Regions from separate parts of the Homo sapiens genome. Here region 1 is linked to region 2. The links are chromatin contacts, found by Hi-C or POLR2A ChIA-PET in ENCODE. All regions are on one chromosome and are shown on one strand. The core of a region is the stretch at or near the end of the contact, and the rest is flanking DNA. Distances in the headings are between cores, read along the strand shown.

Evidence for each region. Hi-C counts contacts between places; a loop is a spot of excess contacts on that map. ChIA-PET counts read pairs that join two places held with the same protein, here RNA polymerase II (POLR2A).
Region 1: a loop to region 2 is called in a map of MCF 10A, with 2.5 times the contacts of the local background. The contact joins two enhancer-like sites. A Hi-C loop is called at or near these places in 1 of 168 maps with a recorded cell type or tissue (MCF 10A). POLR2A ChIA-PET finds 5 or more read pairs at or near these places in 1 of 52 experiments (A673).

The regions. Positions count from the first base shown.
Region 1 is chr15:91,560,204-91,562,903 of GRCh38, forward strand. No RefSeq gene overlaps it. Among named protein-coding and RNA genes, the nearest start is that of CRAT37, 98 kb to the left of the region's middle. Within about 2 kb of position 1,273, at least 8 of the 41 ENCODE cell types and tissues checked have a DNase peak (open chromatin) inside an H3K27ac peak, as active enhancers do.
Region 2 is chr15:91,514,155-91,516,854 of GRCh38, forward strand. No RefSeq gene overlaps it. Among named protein-coding and RNA genes, the nearest start is that of CRAT37, 52 kb to the left of the region's middle. Within about 2 kb of position 1,362, at least 2 of the 41 ENCODE cell types and tissues checked have a DNase peak (open chromatin) inside an H3K27ac peak, as active enhancers do.

The sequences.
Region 1 (2,700 bases), core at 23-2,522, 46 kb after region 2:
GCAGCATTTATGTAACAGGGCCAACATGAGACATAACAGTGACATTTGAAACGAGCTTCAAATGACATGAAAGCCATTATAATATGACAGTATTATGATGATCTTATTAATTGCCGTGGACATCGTTAGGTACTTTGTTTATTAGACAATTCCAATTGTCTAATATTTAACATTTTAACCTTTCCAATTCTTCCCCTAAATTTTTAAAAACTATTTTAACATGCTAATTTATTTTTTGGGTTTAAGATGGATCTGAGCTAACATTATCTCATTTTAGGAAGCCAGGTAGAAAAATCAACTTTCCCCATCACAAGGATTTATACAATTCCTGGGGATGGACTCAGGCTGGACTGGCTTGGATCACATGACCATATCAGGATCAATCACTGAGGCAGCTGGCGGGGTGGATCCTCTCTCTAACTGGGAGCCCTTCTCTGGTCCTCATGTTTCAAAGGAAAAGACCCATCTCCAAAGAAAAAGGTGGCCATGCTATTAGCAGAAAGGACTAAGGGAAGGAGCTATTCAGAAAAACACAGGTGCGTGCACACACACTCAGACATATACACAGATGTACTTAGACAGACTGAAAAGATACTGGAAGAAAGTATAGTGATGTTGTAATCCCAGCACTTTGGGAGGACCATGATGTCAGGAGATCGAGACCATCCTGGCTAACACGGTGAAACCCCGCCTCTACTAAAAAATACATAAAATTAGCTGGGCATGGTGGCATGTGCCTGTAGTCCCAGCTGTTTGGGAGGCTGAGGCAGGAGAATTGCTTAAACCCGGGAGGCAGAGGTTACAGTGAGCCGAGATTGCGCCATTGCACTCCAGCCTGGGTGACAGAGTGAGACTCCATCTAAAAAAAAAAAAAACAAAACAAAAAAGTATAGTGATGAATGTGTTAGCCACAGTTCTGGATTATGGAATTACTGGGGATATATAATCACATGTTGTTTACTGTACTTGTCCCAGTATTAAGCACTTTGCCTTTTTATACACAGAAGTGATAAGACTTCACTAACACTAGTTTGTTATTGTAAATAAAAGGGGGATTGAAAGCTTTGGCAGAGGTAGAAGAGTTCCAGGCAGTAAGAGAATCGTGGGTGCTCTGTGATCCTCAGAGAAGACTTCTGGCAGGTCAGAAACAGATTGCTTTAATGGCGTAAATGAATGGTCACTCAGCGATGGGGAATAGCAGCTCCTGGAAAGGGCTACAAGGTGCTGCCAAACCGCTGCCCCTTCTTGTTTCACCTCCAGTTTATTCTAAGCAGGGGCACGTGTTTTTCTCTTTTGGTCTTGCTATTCTCAGTCTTGGATTACACATCTCTTCTGACTCATTCATCCATTCAAGCTCAGTTGAGAAAGGTTTTAAACCTCTTCCTCTGACAAAGAATCCTTTATTTAAATATGCCTCCTACCCACGAGAAACAAAGCAGGATTCAGTTACCAAGTATTCCAAAAGCCATTGTTTTCTAAGCGTTTGTCATGTGCGCACATTATTTTATTTCATTTAATAAATTCTGGGTTGCCATTCCAAATTTCAGATGAGGAAATGAAGACATGGAAAAGTTGTGTAACTTGTGGAAAATCATACGGCTTGAAATGACCTAACTGGGATTTGAACGGAAGTTGGTTCCAAGCCCATGACCTCGAAAAGGGAGGGCCTAATACTGCCACATCATAGCTATGTTGTTTTCAGCAAGTCATCTCCACCTGAGTCATAATTTTCTCGACTGTAAAGTCAGAATATTTATACATCCCACCAGCCTGTTGCACTGGCTCTTGGCAAGTTCTATAAGATGACACACAGAAAGGAACTCTGTTCATAATGGATCATGCCTGCACACGTGTGATATTTTGTCCACAGACTGAGCCTCTAGGAGACTGCCTACAGAGTTTGGAGGCACATCCAGTAAAGCTGGAATGCTAGGAAATTCAGGGGGTTGCACAATAGGAGGAAGGGGTAAAATGATGATACTAATAGACTGAGTCTGCAGGTGTGGGTTGGTAAGATGCTAGGCAGAGTCTGGGCAAGGTCAGGTGACCAACTGTCCTGACCTGGCCCAGGACTTGGGGATTTCTAGGGAAGTAGGAATTTCTGTGCTAAAACTGGGAAAGTCCTGAGCAAGCCAAGATGAATTCACTTGGGGAGCTTTGAGGACCAGGCAGCTCGATAGTGACACCATCCATATCTCATAGGTGCCAGCCCCTTCTTTGGCCCTTTTGGAAGAGCAGAGAAAAGCGTGCATTTCCAGAAATAATGAGAGATCAAGGAACCACACTCAGAGAGAACTGTAGTGATTCTCCCCCAAACTCATAGCACCCTGAAAGTGGACTCTTCAGAAGTTTCCTCAGGTCACAAGCCCGTGGCCATCCATTTGGGACATAACACTCAGTCTTTTCCAGGGAGGAGGGGAGGGCTCAGTTGGGAGTCAGAAGCCAAGAGAGCAGGCATTTCGAAGTTTGCACACAGCCTTGCATTTGAATGCTGTCCCTCTGCTAATTCACACTTTCCTTAAAATGCACGCTTTTCCATAGGGTTCCTATGCCTTCCTGACTAGTGAGTTCTTGAGCTCTCCCGTCTTTCTTGTGTGGTAATGTTCAGGCAGGACTGAATACCCAGAGTGGACCTGGTGCAGAAAAAGCTGTGACTCCTACCCCAGCCCACAGTATTCCTATTTAGAAAATTCTGCAATC
Region 2 (2,700 bases), core at 112-2,611:
TTTGACCTCTCCCTATGAGAGAAATGGCCTCTTGAACACCTGAGGGTTAACTAGCCAAGAAAGGGGTTGCTGCTGAGATGGAGGGAGAGATTAGATGGGGAATAATAAACACATAGCTCTGGCTGCTGTACCTCTGGTCACCTCCCAGGATAGGCATCCCTAATTGATTACAGTACTCTTTCCTGCTGAGCTGGGATGAGGCCTCAGAATTGTTCCCAATACCATGTATCAGGAGCCAATCAATTAGGGCTGACATAGCAATGAAATGCATCTGCCCTCCTTTGATTCGGTTTTTACTGCCAAATGGGCTGTGGATGAGGCCGCTGAGTGGGGGCAGAACATTCATGTCCAGGTTGGAAGCAGGCAGATTGTCAGCCAGGGAAGCTTATAACAGGATATATTTTTAAGGTATTTATTTGTATTGATTCTTCCTTCCCTCCCCACTTCGTCTAAGTAGAGAGCAAGGCCCTTATAATTCCCTGCCTGTAGGATTTTGTTGGGCAAAAAGCATAAGATAGAGTAGTACCTCCTTTCTCTTACAAGAAATTAAACTGAATAAAAAGATTCCTTGCTATGTGCTCCAAAAGAAAGAAGGGAGAAGGGAATCATTTAGGATCATTGGAGTCATTGTTTTGCAGGCATGTGGGTGGAAGGAGAAAGGAGAATATAGATAAACGACCTCTAGCAGTCAGGGTCCCAGCAGGAAGACGATGCCCTCAAATTAGAATAGGAGAGGCTACAAGGAAGACGGAAGTACACTGTGTCTAGTAACAGCGGAGCTGTTATCACCAATTGGCCCAAAGGGATGAGGGGAGGGTTTGGTCCATGGAGTATAAAGGAGAGGGTGGTGTAGAGAGGCGGATCTAGAAAGAAGCAGCTATGCAGGGAGGGAGTCTACCTCGTTCTCTTCTATCCTTCTCTCTCCTGCTGGGGCTCCCTGTGGCCAAAACAAATCAGGAACCAAAGGCCAATGAAGTTTCTGTAAGATGGAAGTAGTAGCTCATCCAGGTCAGCAGGGAGCAGAGTGGCAAGGCGTGGGGGCATGGATGGAAGGCAAATGGAATATGTCTGTCACTACTCACACCATTTCCTTCAACATCTACTCTTGCCTTAACCTGGCTGAAAAGATTTTGTATTCATCACAGGGGACAAGTGAAGTCCTGCCAGCTACGATAGCATCAAGGGATGCTATAAACTCAGTTTTACTTTCACCTGAAACTTTAAACATTAGCCACTATCAGGTTCTACTACAGGATAGTGAAGGAAAATGGGGAAATGAAATAAGTAATAAACATAGCTGCCATAGTCCCCAGTTTGGTTGTTGATTTTATGGTCTAACTTGAGGATCATGTATTTGTCATCTTCTACTGTCTGCTCCATTTCCCCTTTCTCTTGCCAGCGCCTCAGCTGGATGGGCCCCAGTGAATACTCTGAGTCATAGATACAGATTTCCTGACCTCCGATGAGTAGCAGCAGCTCAAGTTTTCCCCGTTAATAAGTCCACTGTGTACACTGTGCTCTTCCCTGATGGTTCAGTACCATGAAATCTCCAATTTGGCATTTTTTTTTTTTAGTGAATTACAACTATCACCATGTTGCCTGGTGGAAGCATTCCCTTCTTTGGTACTAGGATTTCCAAACCCACTGAGCTCAAGCTTGCAGGAACAGGAAGCAAAAATTCTTCAAGTTAGTTATGAGATCTCACTCCTACCTCTGTCCTTTGATTCGCAAACATGTGCATTTTTGCTGTAGGGGGAGACAGTGCCATATATTGGCCATTGGTTTAAGGCATATACCATATTCTGCAGGACAGCGTTCCAACCTTGAAAGCTGGTGTCTCCAGGCTAGCACTATAACAGAACCTTCAGCAGGGCATTCCACTATTCTGTTGAGCAAGCTGCTTCTGCGTGTGAGTGCACATAAGACAGAGCATCCTGTAGGCATGAGCCTATGCCTGCATTTATTTTGTTATAAAATATGTTTTCTGGGCCAAGGTGCGGTGGCTCACGCCTGTAATCCCAGCGCTTTGGGAGGCCAAGGCAAGTGGATCACCTGAGGCCAGGAGTTTGAGATCAGCCTGGCCAACCTGGTGAAACCCCATCTCTACTAAAAATACAAAAATTACCTGGGCATGGTGGTGGGCGCCTATAATCCCAGCTACTCGGGAGGTTGAGGCAGGAGAATCACTTGAACCTGGGAGGCAGACGTTGCAGTGAGCCAAGATCACGCCACTGCACTCCAGCCTGGGCGACAGAGCGAGACTCGTCTCAAAAAAAAAAAAAAAAAAAAGAAAAACATGTTTTCTGGATGGAAATGATGTGGAGTGGCAATCCATGGCAATGGGTAAGGCATTATATTAACCCACAAATGGTGGTATTGATACAAGGATTTTATGGAGTATCTAGTGAAACATAACAAAAGATAGCATATGTGACCTCCAAAAGCCAACACATTGGTTCTTTTTTGTAATCATGGGTGGAGCAAGTTTCAGCACCTTTTCTCACTTTAAGAGGAAAATGTCAACTTTCTATAGATCAATAGACTGTTGTCTATAGAGTCAATATAGAAATAGACTTTTATCATTATGGCAGGCCCCTAAACTTTCTAAAAGTCTGTTTCCTATCTTCTGGCTTCACATGTTTTGCTGAGGCATCTAGAGTGCTTTATACTTTTTGGTCACCAGATCCAATTAGCATCATT